2 separate regions of the Homo sapiens genome follow, and region 1 is linked to region 2. Evidence: chromatin loops called from intact Hi-C (ENCODE). Cell type or tissue: B cell. All regions are shown on one strand.

The links. A loop is a pair of places that touch in the nucleus more often than their neighbours do. Peaks named below come from ENCODE experiments on the same cell type or tissue, not always from the same donor. Only the 100,000 strongest peaks of a DNase experiment are listed, where the experiment ranks them.
Region 1: a loop joins it to region 2, with 11 times the contacts of the local background. A loop is called at or near these places in 4 of 110 quality-filtered maps.

What each region holds. Positions count from the first base shown.
Region 1 is chr13:99,525,095-99,533,094 of GRCh38, reverse strand. It overlaps TM9SF2 (transmembrane 9 superfamily member 2), which reads right to left. Exons shown (of 17, transcript NM_004800.3): 4 at 3,501-3,628. Among named protein-coding and RNA genes, the nearest start is that of TM9SF2, 28 kb to the right of the region's middle. RefSeq lists a silencer at 4,396-4,445. In B cell, a CTCF peak has its summit at 4,352; a DNase peak (open chromatin) is centred at 4,334.
Region 2 is chr13:100,231,569-100,239,568 of GRCh38, reverse strand. PCCA (propionyl-CoA carboxylase subunit alpha) reads right to left here. Exons shown (of 24, transcript NM_000282.4): 8 at 3,691-3,727. Among named protein-coding and RNA genes, the nearest start is that of PCCA, 150 kb to the right of the region's middle. In B cell, CTCF peaks have their summits at 3,953 and 4,163 (motif pointing right); a DNase peak (open chromatin) is centred at 4,128.

The DNA of each region.
Region 1 (8,000 bases), 710 kb after region 2:
TGTCAACTCTACTGTCTATGCTTAAAATCAAGTTATACAGTAAAATCTCTCTGAAATAGGTCATGGACAGAATATACTCAAATAATGGTTTCAATAAATTCATCAATGTGAATCAACATTTTCCAAATGTATACTGAACTGATTTAAGGGTTACACTTAAAATCATCAACTTTTCTGATTCAACTGCAAAATCATTATTTACCAGCACTTTCTCAGGTAATTTTTTTAAAGCAGAATAGTTGAAGTTTGCAATTGATATGCTGATTACAAATCATTCAGTAAATTTTACTGTCTGATGCTTGCTTAGTTTGTACACTACTGTATTTATTCTTTCTTGTTATTAAGCATCTTGGCATTATAATGAAATCTTTGTTAACTGCATCATAAATTAGTTAAAAATATCTCTAAGTACTTTCCTGTCAGGAGGCTACTGAAGAACTGCTTCTACTACCTTCAGGAGCAAGACTAAACAGTATTCTTTGGTTCAAGCAATTCTCCTGCCTCAGCCTCCCGAGTAGCTGGGATTACAGGCGCCTGCCACCACACCTGGCTAATTTTTGTATTTTTAGTAGAGATGGGGTTTCGCCATGTTGGCCAGGCTGGTCTCGAACTCCTGGCCTCAGGTGATCTGCCTGCCTTGGCCTCCCAAAATGCTGGGATTATAGGCATGAGCCACGGTGCCGGGCTGACTAAACAGTATTCTAAGCACAGAGGGTAGAAGAAAGAGCTAAAAAATCACCCACAAGGCCGGGCGCGGTGGCTCACACTTGTAATCCCAGCACTTTGGGAGGCAGAGGCGGGCGGATCACGAGGTCAGGAGATCGAGACCATCCTGGCTAACACAGTGAAACCCCGTCTCTACTAAAAATACAAAAAATTAGCCGGCATGGTGGCGGGCGCCTGTAGTCCCAGCTACTCGGGAGGCTGAGGCAGGAGAATGGCGTGGACCCGGGAGGCGGAGCTTGCAGTGAGCCGAGATTGCGCCACTGCACTCCAGCCTGGGTGACAGAACGAGATTCCGTCTCAAAAAAAAAGAAAAAAAAAAAATCATCCACAGACCTTAACAGTCATTCTTTCAGTTAGTCAACAAACTGATAGCTATTGCAGTAAACGCAGGTGGATAGGGCTAATATGAGAAGATAAGAACTGAGGCTTAAATATTATTTTGAAGATTACAAAGAAAAACAACAAGGAAATTTCAATTACTTAACAATAAGTAAACATATCCCAGGTTGATATGCAATTGATATGCATTGATCTAGCAAATAAGCAGTATTTCTATGGTAGTTTAGGGGAAACAAGCTCTTCGTTTACCAGAAATGAAAGAAATGGGGAGACAAAGGAGTCTTTAAAGTTCCTATTTGCACTGAGGGTCAGATGACAAAGAAGCTGACACAAGCATAACAGGCAGGTTTCTAACAGCACCATCTCCCTCCTTCCAACAGAGCCCCACTAGCCTACACAGAACCCATTCTTATGGGGTTCAGGTAGATGTTACCCAGGTCTGGTCAGTCAGAATGAATCCTTCCCATCACAAACTAGCTCATGGCTGTGCACAGGACTCAGCAACCCAGGGTTCTATGCATATGGGGGTTGGGTGGGGTGGAGGAGGAGGAAAACTAAGGGGTAGGAGGGAATGCGAGGCCACAGGATCTGGTCAGGTCTCAGCTGAGATCCACGGTTCCTAACCTTATTGGCGTGAGCAAACAATGTGATCTAATATACTGACAGGACAAATATCCAAAAGGAAGTGCATGAACACAGTCCTCCTGTTCGCCACTGAAAGCATCTTACACTTTCTAGAAAAGGCAAAACATATGTAAACTATGATCCCCACAGAATATAGGCATTTCCAAGCAAAATTACTCAGAAGAATAGCAATGGTTATACTTCAAATGTTGGATTTTGAAAGTCTTTAAAAATATTCTATGTTTGACCGGGCGCAGTGGCTCACACCTATAATTCCAGCACTTTGGGAGGCTGAGAGGGGCGGATCTCTTAAGGTCAGGAGTTCGAGACCAGCCTGGCCAACATGGTAAAACCCCGTGTCTACTAAAACTATAAAAATTAGCCAGGTGTGGTGGCGGGCACATGTAATCCCAGCTACTCAGGCGGCTAAAATGCAAGAATCACTTGACCCCAGGAGACGGAGGTTGCAGTGAGCCGAGATCACGCCACAGCACTCCAGTCTGGGGAACAGTGAGAGACTCCATCTCAGAAAAAAAAAAAAAATTCTATGTTTGAATATTGTATAATAAGTATATACTACTTTGGAAGGAAAAACAGGACAGTTTTAAATACTTTTTGATTCTGATACAAACTGGTACAGAATTTGTTAATGTTATGTCATGTTTACAAAATGAAAGGCTAAGCAAAATGTAAGCGTTTTATTTGAAGTTGATGCTATTTATCAAACAAAAGTTAAGTTTTGTTTTCCTGTGATTTTTTTCATAGCCCACAAGTATAAAACAATGTTTTCACTAGAAGACTGACCCAGGTCCTTTTCCCCAAAGCATAATATGCTACTGTTAACTATTCAGGCATACTTCGTTTTATTGCACTTCACTTTATTGTGCTTTGCAGATATGGTGTTTTTTAGAAATTGAAGGTTTGTGGCATCCTTGCGTTAAGCAAATCTATCAGTGCCATTCTTTCTTTTTTTTTTATTTTTGAGACAGAGTCTTGCTCTGTCGCCCAGGCGGGAGTGCAGTGGCACGATCTCAGCTCACTGCAAGCTCCGCCTCTGGGGTTCACGCCATTCTCCTGCCTCAGCCTCCCAAGTAGTTGGGACTACAGGAGCCCATCACCACACCTGGCTAATTTTTTGTATTTTTAGTAGAGATGGGGTTTCATCGTGTTAGCCAGGATGGTCTCGATCTCCTGACCTCGTGATCCAACCGCCTCAGCCTCCCAAGTGCTGGGATTACAGGCGTGAGCCACCATGCCTATATCAGTGCCATTTTTTCAACAGCATGTGTTCACTTTCTGTCTTTGTGTCAGCCTTTTTTTTTTTTGTAAGCAATAATGTATTTTTTAATTAAGGTACTTACAGAGTTGTTTTAGACATAATGTTATTGCACACTTAATAGACTATATGTAGTATAAACATAACTTTTATATGCACTGGGAAACCAAGAAAAACTTTATGTGACTCACTTTATTGTGTTATTTGCTTTATTGCAGTGGCATGGAACTGAACCTCAGTATCCCCAAGGTATGCCTGTATGTGAATAAAAATAACTACTCTATGTACCAGATCTATGTATCAAAAGAAGTACCAGATATTACAGTAATCTAAACACAGTTAAAAGATGATACTTTAAATGATGTTGTCATCTTTAACTAAGAGTCACTACTTCAAGCTACGACCACTAGTAACAAAAAAAAGGAAATCAATTAATTTGCTATATTTTACACAATCAAGTAATTTATATAGTCAAAGCAACAAAGATTTCATATGGAAAGGATAAACCCCAAAATCGAAAATATTCATGCCTTACCAGTGATGTTGATAATTCAATAACATGCTTTTTTTCAAGAATTCTAACTTTTGTTTGTCTTCAGCTTTCTCTGTATGGTATGTTTTTGTACAAACAAGCTTACAGGTCTCCTTCTTATTAAACGTAAACTGTATTAAAAGGAAGTGGAAAGCAAATTCAGAAAAAATATCCAGGTTTTTCATACCAATATCACAAATAGAGTAAAAGTGCTGGTCCCATTAAATTACTTAAGTGCATTAATATTGGTAATAAATAAATTTTTAAATTCCTCATAGCTCAATCAGATTTAAATTTTAATCCTACTGTGTTTCTCTAAAGACTCGTCATCAAGTTTTCCTTTGATACGTTCTTTTTGGTAATTTCAATCGACTTACCTTTTAAATGTAAATAAGTTCTAGAAGAGAAAAAAAAATCCCATGTAGAACAAAAATGGAACTTTAGTCTCTCCTAGTAATATCCCATGGTCATGTCTTAGGAATTCTGGAGTTAATGGCTTTCTAGTAACAAGCAGACAAATTTTTATGTTCAAATAATCAACAGATGTTAAGTGCCCTCCTTAAGTGTCAGGTGATAGAGATTCAGCAGTGAACAAGAGAGCATGTGACATTCAGATGTCTAAAATCAGGCTAAACATGACTCCAGAAGGCTGAAATTTACCAGCTATACAACCAGCCATAATTCCATCTTTTAATAAATTCAAACTTTATTACATAAGGTGATTAAAAAAATGGCATGGTTCACTTCTAAGCAGCCCACTCTTTTGTATGTATGTATTTATTAACATCCCTAAAGCAGGTGCAGTGAAGCAGCTAAGTGAATGTTTAAGCATAGTCCACTGCTGCCACCTGTCAGCCAATGTTTTCATTCTGTCTGCATTGCTATTTCCAATACAGCCATATCTGTACCACTAGTTGATATTTTAAACCTTATATGAACCTTAAAGATTCATTCTTAAAAAGTGGAAAATGGAAAAACAAAAAAGTATACACACTAAGAAATCAGAAGCACAGACACCAAACTTAAAATAAGTTAAGCAGAGAGACAATATTACACCAAAATGGCAAATCTGACACCTCAATCCAGTGCTCACTTCATTAGGTGAGTCAACCTGTGTGTTCAATTGTGAAGGAAATAGCAAGACTAAGGTGACATTAATGTAGTAATAGGTAACATCTGTTTAGTGCTTCCTATGTTCCATGTACTTTGTATATATCAAGCCTCATGTAATCCTCCAAACAACCCTTATTCATCTTTTACAGATGAGAAAACTGGAGCACCAAGTCACACAACTGAGCATCGGCATAGCCAGGATCTGAGCCAAGTGAGTTGAGCTCCGGAGAACATGCTCTTCAGCACAACACCCTGCAGCCTCTCCCTGTCATGTGTTTAGTTGGGAATTTTATAATATTTTAAATCATGTTTGGTTATGGATGGAATTGTATTTTATTTATGTTTTGCTAAGGATTTTTAAATATTCTTAGCTCCCAAGGGAAACAAATCCTCCTTATAACACGCAAGCACAGCACTGTTCTGTTTCTATTCGGGAAAACGTGGGATTATAATTTTTCCTAAATTATTTCAGTGAGGATTTAACCTTCTCCTTGGAATAATTCTGAAAATCAAAATATCAATCTAGAGTCAGACCTGGGTACGAGTCAACTCCATCTTGTTAGGAGACCAGGGAAAGCTGCGTAACCCTGCCTCAGCTTCAGTTAACTTATGTGTAAAATGGGCGCAGTAACTGCCTTGCAGGGTTGTTGGATTAAATACAGAAACGTGTGTGCAAAACACCTAGCATGCTGACTGATGAAAATAGGTATTCACTAAATAACAGTTATTGTTATGTATCTCACCACCAGCTTTTAGCAAATAGCAGAAAAATTATATCAAAGTCCATATCTGAGGGAAATCATATAAGGCTGCACACTTCTGGCAAGACTTCTCCTCCATGCAGCCTGAGACCATCAGGATTGATGTGGTTTGGCTCAGTGTCCCCACCCAAATCTTATCTCCAATTGTGATCTGAATTGTAATCCCCACGTGTTGGGGGAGGGACCTCGTGGGAGGTGATTAGATCATGGGGGGCGGTACCCCACGCTGTTCTTGTGATAGTGAGTGAGCTCTCACAAGATCTGATGGTTTTATAAGGGGCTTTCTCCGATTCACTCTGCACTTCTCTTTTCTGCCGCCACATGAAGAAGGACATGGTTGCCTCCCCTTCTGCCATGATTGTTTTCCTGAGGCCTCCCCAGCCATATGGAACTGTGAGTCAATTAAACCACTTTTCTTTATAAGTTACCCAGCCTCTGGTATTTCTTCACAGCAGCGTCAGAACGGACTACTACCCACTAGGACTAATGGGCAGGACTAATCCCATTATGCCCTCTACCCTCTGAATATTAGTCACCACCAGAAGTCCAGGATTTCCATGTCATCCTTCCATTCCCACATATGAATCCCAAAATGTATCCCCCCTCAACTGCTTAATCCCTTCCACTATGCCCTGAAACTCATGTGTCACCAGCAGAACACCCTCTAGTTCCTCAACCTCTTCTCAGAATGTTTTCTGGAGCCTGTTCTGATGAAAACCTGGCTGTCCCTGACGGATGCTGCCTCACTGGAGTCTTGCTGGTGGTGCCTGTTTTCTCTCATAGGCCCCAGCGCTGGGCCAGACCATTCTCCCTCCTCCAGAAACCTCTAGCTTTGACTCCCATGTGATCAGACCACACCGCCCCTACTCCTTCCTGTTCTTGTCATCTACCAACCCCAGGTCACTGGCCCTCAGCTCCTGGCTCACTGTCACTGCAACACTCCTCCTCGCTCCTGATTCTTGGTGATTACATCTATATCAACGATCCTTCCAAAACAATGACCTTTTGATCCTCTGCCCTCTCCTCCAGCGACTCTGGTCTTCATCCAATTTCAAAGCACTCCCTCCTCTGGTCGCATTCCACCCTGCCTTTATCAATGACAGCAGTCCCAGCCATTATCTCCATTTCAAGCTTCCCAGTGTCAAACCACCTCCTCCCGTTGTTCCAACTCACTGGCTCAAATGTTCATCACCTCCAACAAGCCCTGGACTCCACTTAAATCGACAGATCCTACAGTCTTTTCACTGTCTCTTACTCCTTTTGTGGCCTCACATGCCCCCTGTGCAAGCTCAAACTCCAAGCTCAACAGTATCTCCATCTTTCATAACATCCAAAGATGTCCTCACATCCTGTGTTCTTCTCTCACTTTTTTGGTATTCACTTGTTAAAACCACAAACCTGGTTAAATCCAACTCAGCAGCACAGCTGGAAATAGCTGGAGATACACAATTAAGCACGCTGGCTGCTGTTACTTCAAACCACCAGCTGGCCAGAGGGTCCCTGATGCAGCCTAGCAGCCGCTCCACACTCCTGCTCTATTAGCTCTCCTGGATCCTACTTGGCTGCTGCCTCCCTCCTCACTCACAGGTGGGGTGGCCATGCTGCCTACTTCACTGAGGAATCAGGAGCAATTGCCACATTTACCTCCCAGCATCATGCCCCATGTCTCTGCCTTCCCTCCAGTTACCACGGATGAACGAGCTCACTGAGGCCAACCTCTCCAACAGTACACTAGGTCCCATCCCTTCTTGCCAGAGCAAGGACACCCACGGCAATCCTTCCCTCTCCTAAATCATCACTTTTCCCGTATCTACTGATCACACTCATCCACATACACACCTTGCTTAAAGATCTATCACAAGTCCTCCTGGCCGGGCGCGGTGGCTCACGCCTGTAATCCCAGCACTTTGGGAGGCCGAGGCAGGCAGATCACGAGGTCCGGAGATCGAGATCATCCTGGCTAACACAGTGAAACCCCATCTCTACTAAAAATACAAAAAATAAGCTGGGCGTAGTGGCGGGCGCCTATAGTCCCAGCTACTTGGGAGGCTGAGGCAGGAGAATGGTGTGAACTCGGCAGGTGGAGCTTGCAGTAAGCCGAGATCACGCCACTGCACTCCAGCCTGGGCTACAGAGCAAGACTCTGTCTCAAAAAAAAAAAAAAAAAAAATCTATCATAAGTCCTCTTTGGGGCGGGTGCCTTGGCTTATTCCCAGCACTTTGGGAGGCCAAGGTGGGCAGATCACCTAAGGTCGGGAGTTTGAGACCAGCCTGGCCAACATGGCAAAGCCCTGTCCCTACTAAAAATACAAAAATTAACTAGGTGTGGTGGCAGGCACCTGTAATCCCAGCTGCTCGGGAGGCTAAGGCAAGAGAAGCACTGGAGCCTCGGAGGTGGAGGTTGCAGTGAGCTGAGATCACAACACTGCACTCAAGCCTGGACAACAGAGTAAGACTGTCTCTAAACAAACAAACAAACAAACAAACAGTCCTCTTTGAACCACGCCATCCTCCAGTTTCCACTCTTTTTCTCACTGCCAGTAAAATAAAAGTCCTCAAGACAGTTGTAGATGTGTCCACCTGCAAATGCTCTTTCCATTCTCTCTCCACCTGGCTATTCTATCACGGC
Region 2 (8,000 bases):
GATAGGTCAAAGTAAAAAATCAGGAACAAGAATGAGAGAAACTAGGTAGTCCAAAAAACAAATACATACAAGTAACATATTAAGTCTTAACTGTCTCTCACCTCATCAAGGATAGGAGACTGTCTGCTTCTTTAATTCCATGTATAACACATTTGAGTACCTTACAGTATTTTACACAAAGTAGTCGCTCAAATTTTAGCTGCCATCCTCTAATCCCATTGGTTTAGACACAGTATAATAAAAAGTCTGTGGTCTTTGGAGTCAAATAAACCTAAATTTAAACCAGGGTCCACCACTCGATAGTTCTGTGACCTTGAGCAAATTACTTACCATTTCTAATCATTAGTTTCCTTAAATGTAAACAAAAATGATTAAACCCAAGAATTAGCATTAGAAACAACATTTCCAAAGTGCCTGGCCTTAGGAAGAAATGCTCCATAAACTGGAGTTACCATTATGTAAAAGGCACTTAATTCATCAATGCTCAATACAGTGAGTTTCCTACTTTGGCAGCATAGATTAATGTTTCCAGAAGAAAAGCAAAGACATGAGAGAGGAGGAAATCACATAAAACAGGATAAACTTCATTTTCATCACATAACACAGAAAGAATTAAGAGAGAACTCTATGAATAGGTATAACACATGGACAATCAACAACTTACAAATGGATAGGTTCAAAGGTTTGATTATAAATCAGTTGTTTAGAACTAGGAACACATTTTCACATGGAATCATAATCATAGTTAAAATGTGATATATCTCAATAAAATCAGTAGTAAAAAACTTACGAAATATCAAACAACACAGAAAGCCAACAGACTTTAATAAAACATAATTTAATTTACTTTAGAAAGTAGCACTTCAAGGAAAAGATTTTATGCGAGGCTTCTGAGGTGATTCAGAAGAGATTTTCAGAGAAATTCTAAAAGCTTTGTAAGAGCTGATGACCCTAGTTCTTTATGGTTTATTTTACCTCAAATTTTATGGTTTCCCTTTCTTTCAGTATAAGCAAAACACCAGTACTCTTATACTTAATAGCCATGATTGCTATCATTTATTTCACAAGCAAGAGAGAGTAATTGGGGAAGAATTAGAAGAAGGACAGGAAAGAGAAAGGAGTCATAAAGGATGTGCCCAAGTACAAAGAAAAAAGACTTAGATTAGATTAGGTAACTTCAGTAGGAAAAAATAAAAAATGAAAAGGAGGTAAAGCACAGCATTAAAATATTGAGGGAGGAAAGCAAAGTGATGAGAACTAGTTAGACAGAGGCCCATCATGATGAGCTGGTTATCTTAAAGGTGACAGGTTATAACGAAAGTGGAAAATGGCCAGGTGCACTGGCTTATGCCTGTAATCCCGGCACTTTGGGAGGCTGAGGTGGGCAGATCACCTAAGGTCAGGAGTTCGAGACCAGCCTGGCCAGTATGGTGAAACCCCGTCTCTACTAAAAATACAAAAAAATTAGCTGGCATTGTGGTGTGTGCCTGCAATCCCAGCTACTCAGGAGGTGAAGGCAGGAGAATCACCTGAACCCGGGAGGCAGAAGTTGCAGTGAGCAGAGATCGCACCACTGCACTCCAACCTGGGCAACAAGAGTGAAAAGTCTGTCTCAAAAAAAAAAAAAAAGAAAGAAAGAAAGAAAGAAAGTGGAAGAAAAGGCATAAAGGAAGCAAAGCAATCCACGGCCTGCTATTTACACAAAGGGAATGCTCGCAAGTCCAAAATTCACCATTCAAAATGTGGCACTGCAGTGTAACTGTAAATTTTCTTCTAATCCCTTTATTTCCCTAAATTTCTCTAAATATTGTCCTTTATGTAGATACTGTAATAATAATAATAACAGTATTATTATATCCAATGAGGTTGATAATAATATCTAACCTAGAACTAGAAAAAGAGCTTTTTAAATGTAAAGATGTCTGACAGGATGGAATTAAACTATTTTAGAAAACTATCCTCAAAAGCCAGTAGGTATATTATATGCCTCTTAGGCAATGAGGAATACCAGTGATTTCAAACCATGAACAGAAACTTTTGATTTTTCTCCATAAAGAAACCACAGAATCAGTTCTATATAGTCCAGTTTATTTAGCAGTCGAGCAAATGTTCCTATGAAGTACTGATAGGCTTTTTGAAATGTTAATGATTCTGAAAAAAAAAATGAAGAGATGAGGTAGTCAGATAAAATAAGATTTTCTATGGTCTGGTCTTAAATCCAGGACCTATATCAATAAGATAGATTTTTGCAAAGCAAACAACAAAACACACTTAATGATGGGCAAAGCCCAAATAATTTAGACAGTACCAACTACAAACAAGGGTGCAATAAGCCAAACTGCTTTTCAGGTCACTAAAGACCTGCTAAGTTAGACTGTCCCATTTGCAAAGAACACGCTTACTAGTACAAGTGATCACTTCCAGACCAATAAGATATTTCTACATATCACAACTATATGAGCTTTGCCAAATCAAATGCTCTCTAGAGGCAGAAAATAGATCTAAATAATCTTAGTGAGAAAACAGGCCTACAGAAATGTTCGTGTGGCACGATGAGATGCTTGGACTGAGGCGTACAGGAATGCTGAGAAGACGCTGGGATCCCTACAAGCATTGCCTAATTTCTCTCATCTGTACAAATTTCTGTCAAATGTATACAATTACTGATTTGATTATTAAACCTGCAAAGTTATTTAACAATATTGTTAATCCATATAATAGCATGCCCTTACACATTTTCTCAATTAGCAGATACCAAAAATAGTTCTCATGACCGCCAAGAATATTTTTAAAATTAAAAAGTTGCGAGCCAGGGGCGGTGGCTCACGCCTGTAATCCCAGCACTTTGGGAGGCTGAGGCGGGTGGATCACCTGAGGTCAGGAGTTCGAGACCAGCCTGGCCAACATAGTGAAACTCCATCTCTACTAAAAATACAAAAAATTAGCTGGGCGTGATGGCAGGCACCTGTAATCCCAGCTACTAGGGAGGCTGAGGCAGGAGAATCGCTTGAACCTGGAAGGCAGAGGTTGCAGTGAGCGGAGATCGTGCCATTGCACTCCAGCCTGGGCAATGACAGCAAAACTCCATCTTAAAAAAAAAAAAGGAAAGAAAAGAAAAAGAAAAGAAATTAAAAAGTTGGGAAACACTGCCCAAATACAAGTACATGTAAAACAGCCATTAAAAACTCCTCCAGTCTACCTTTTATTCCAATTTAGATCATTCAGTTCTAATTTCCCACATCTATTTTATCTTTCCCATCTAACAAGATTAAGTTGATACCTAACATCTTAGCAAAAGGCAAAAACTTAAAGAACTATGTCACATATGGTATCTTCATTTTAATCCAAATGTTCTTAATTTTAACAAACCACATTCAACTATGTACATATAAATTGACATTAAACTTATATCCAATCTTTAGAATTCTTAAGACAATTCCTTCTTTGAATTAGCCTGTGATCTCATCTTACAAAAGAGTTATGTATAGTTAAGGTCAAATTACTCTTTACAGTCTCCTTTAATAATAGAATTTGGCAATTCAACTGATACATTCTTCCAGAGCAACAAGTAATCAAAATCTAAAACTATTAAAGTATTATTTGCTCTATGGGAATTACTTATTACCTGTTGACTCAACCGTATCTGCTGAAAGACACAGAAATCCTACCAAAGTTAATTTAAGGACTTACCAATTTCCCTTGCAATTCTGACAGCTTCTTCTGCATCCTGTAAAAGCAGGAAATGAGACTCAACATTAATCCCATGAGGCATTGCACAATGTCTTTAGGGCAGTCATATATTGCACTACTGTCTCCTCCGATTCATTTAATGTTCAATTTTACTACCTTCTAACCCTTTTCATTCAGAGAAATGTAAAATTAATACCATAAGTGGAATGTAAATTCTACCTCATCATTATTATATTAAGAAACTCAAAGCAGTTGAAATGAGCTGGCAGGAAGCACTACCAGAATTGCCAATGATTTGGTGCAGTTGCCGGAATTTAATGGCAGAATTTAGATGTTTACAATCAATACTGAATCATAAATCAGGTCATTAAAGCTTGTCCGCAGCCAGCTTGTTTCTGTCCAATATTATGTGTCATGTTTTCCTAGATTCTGTCAGCAGGGGGAGTTGATTCTCTATTGTTTGGGAGTAGTTGATCGATTTTGCAGAAATATGAAAGTTAATTTCCAGTACCTACAGGAATTACGAATTGTTCCAAAAAATCCTTTTGGTAATCTGCATTACCTTTTCTTTTCTATTGTTTCTTTCTTTTTTTTTTTTTTCAGGTACATATTTTATCTCTACAATTGTATCTTGTTACATAAATTAAAAAAAAACTTTAATTTCAACGAACCAACTACTGGAGGAAAAAACTCCAAAAAGCAAAAGAAAGAAAATACCTTCCTAAACAGTAAGGGGTAAAAGTTTATCCATTTAAGGATTAGTTATTGCTAAATATTAACCAATGCCACTTCTACCTCTAAGAAGATGAAAAGACAAAAACTTCCCTTGAATCTAAGTAATTTCACTGATCATTAACCCTCACCTAACACATCCAACACAGGACACTGCTGAATCATTTCCCCAAATAACAATAAAGATAATGTTGAAATCTAAGCCTCCTTCGTGTGTGTGGGTATGTGTGGGGTGTGTGTGTGTGTGTGTGTGTTTGTGTAATTCAGTGACACAAACTAAACTACCACAAAGACTGACAATATTGTTTTGAAACCACAGCTGGTAAGTGTGACTGAATTTTTAGAAAATGACTAAAATGCTGAAGTGAAGCCCAGTGTTTTTTAAGCTTTTAAGCTAATACGTTTAAAATGTAGAGCAACCATGTCAGAATCCTCCGAGAAGGGGGCGGGGGGGGATGTTTATAACTGGTTCACTTATGTCTAATAAAAAAAAATCTTCTTTAAAGTTCTTCAGTACCTAATAACATCCCCTGAATAAGGAGGTTGGCAGGGGAAGTTGTCAGAAAAATTTAATTTCCTTTCATTAGCCAGTCTGCTCCACAAATAGGTGCTTGTTAAGTTCAAAGGGGTCCTGAAAGCGACATCAGTTTTAAGTTGTTTTTTTTTTTTTTTACTCCAAGCAGTCACATCTGCTAATGAGATTTTCCAAATAACAATTGTTTTCAAGTCAGAGATAAATCTATATCTCCCACCCTATGCCTTCCAAAATCAAGGTTTACTGCTTTATTACACGTTGCTGTTTTCGCTGACCCTACATTCTCCAAACTTTAGCTTAAAGGGATGAAAATCCATGAAAAGGGTCATTTAAGAATGTTAGTGGTTTCCACACATTGAGTTGGAAGGTTCTTTGTTCCAGCCAGTGACAGTTATTGGAGAATACTTCCCCTTAATAGCCTCTCTGTCAGGAAGTGTTAAACCTGCCAAATGCGAACAATTAGTGCCTCTTGAACAAAATACAGGAAGAGTGATGGCTGATGAAGACTGGATTATAATAAACCTAGAAGAAAACTTTTAACATTTCTTTCCAACGTGATGAGAGAAAATAAACTGCTATTGTAAAAAGTTCATCACTTGAGAGAACTAACAGGCAAGTTTTAAAAGGTAATTCAAAAATTCATTAGACATATTTTGTCACTTATTTGAATATACATGTTATAGCTGGGTGTGTATGGATACATAAAGCCATATCTATATCTGACACAGCAAATTAAAAATTCCACTGCCACAAATCCAACACTTCTATAGCATGCCACAAAGCAAGCTTATCTTTCAACTTAACAGCATGCTAAGTCTTCTTACTATGAAAATTAGATTCTTCTAAATGAACTTTCAAATAAAATCAAGCTGCCTTAAAAATTAACTTTTCACTTGTCACTCATTCATCCAAAAATACTTTACTGAGGACCTATTATGCACTGGACATTAAAATCTCTATTACTGTTTCAATAATAAACTACTAAATATTATACACTCAGCCCCAATATGGTCTTTGAGAACATGAAGTTTTATTATCAGGCTCTACAAAATTACTTTTGAAGAGATAAAAAGCCCTATATAGCTCCAAATTCAATGGCACTAAGTGACATCACACTGTAAAGGTTGCCTATAACATCATAAGTTTAAAAAACTTTAATCAAACTCTGAATCAACTAAAAAAAGGACCAACAATCATCACAAAAGATTAAATTAAAAGCTCACAGAAAAACAGTTCCAGAAGCACAATATCTGTGCTCAGCCTTGCTCCTAATTACAGAAATACAAATTAAAACAATGAGATCTCACTTTTCCTCTAGCAAATTAAAATCTGATAATGGCCAGGATGACAAAGTTAAATACTTCTCATATTACTGGTGTCATAGAAAATGGGATAATCTTTTTAAAAAGAAATTGTCAGTATCTACCAAAAGTTTGAGGACACGTTATCTTTTGTTCTGAAATTTTACTCCTGGGAAGTCATCCTACAGATATACCCACATGAGTGAACACAGAGAGACATACAAAGAAATTCATTATTTTGAATTCGTTGGTGGTGTTTTAATAAGAAAAAAATTCTGAAAAACAATTTAGTAAGCCTTCAACAAAGGACTGGTACATCCATAAAATGAAATATTAGCCTTTAAAAAGAATGCAGTTGATCTATATGTTCTTATTCAACCACTTATACATTAATTCAATAACTATCTGCCCAGCAACACTACATGAAATACATCTTCTGCCTTCATGGAGCTTATTACAAACTAATGAGAGAAACAGAAAATAAACAAATCAATTGATAACTAAAATAAATGTTACATAGAAACAGAGTACTCAGGCAAGAATACTAGGGAGAACTTGTTTCAGACAGGCTGCTCAGAAAGGGCCCTTCTGGAGTAAAATTTTAAACCTAAGGATAAAGACATCTAGCCAGGCCAAGCACAGTGGCTCACACCTGTAATCCCAGCACTTTGGGAGGCCAAGATGGGAGGATCACTTGAGGGTAGGAGTTTGAGACTAGCCTGGGCAACATGGCAAGATCTCTATCTCTACAAAAAAATACAAAAATTACTGGGTGTGGTGGTGGGACCTGTAGTCCCAGCTACTTGGGAGGCTGAGGCAGGAGGATTGCATGAGCCCAGGAGGTCAGAGCTGCAGTGAGCCATGATGGCGCCACTGCACTCCTGCCTGGGAAATAAAGTGAGACTCCGTCTCTAAAACCACACACACACACACACACACACACACACACACACACACACGCATACACACACACACATAAACATAAACAGCTAGCTACCATGGAAAGATCAGGGAGAAAGAACATTAGACAGAGGGAACCACACATATAAAAATCCTAGATGAGGAAGCAATTTCATAGGGAAAGAATATCAGGCAGCTAAAGCTGAAACACAGTAAGGAAGTGGCAGCAAAGCACAAGATAAGGAGGTATGGACGGCGTGGCCCTGTTCTGGCCAGATCTTATGGGATTTGGTACACAGTCCAAGATGCCTTGGTTCTATACAAGGCAATGACAAATGACAATTAAGCTTTAAGAGAGTAACTCTTACACTGTAAAAATAAGCAAAATAAAGTATATACTGGGGGCGGGGGTAGCAAGTTGGAGTACATAGCGTATGACCTTACCTACATTAAGACAGAAATACACATTTGAACGCACAGGAAAGTTTAAGCATTAGACAGCTACAGAAACCAATTTACTGCTCAAAAGTAGGACAGACAGCCGGGCATGGTAACTCAGGCCTATAATCCCAGCTACTCAGGAGGCCCAGGCAGGAAGACCACTTGAGCCCAGGAGTTCTGTACTGACTTAAGCAACATCGCAAGACCTTGTCTATATTTAAGAATAAATAAATAAATAAATGTAAAAGGTAGGATTAAAAGTTGTAGGAAAAGGGAAATTAAAATTGTATGCTCTTAGGTACACGTTGAACTTTTTTACCATAAGAATCATAATTTCATACTTCATATTTTCATAGTTTAAAAATTAAATCAGCCATGCCTGAAGTTATCAAATTATTAAT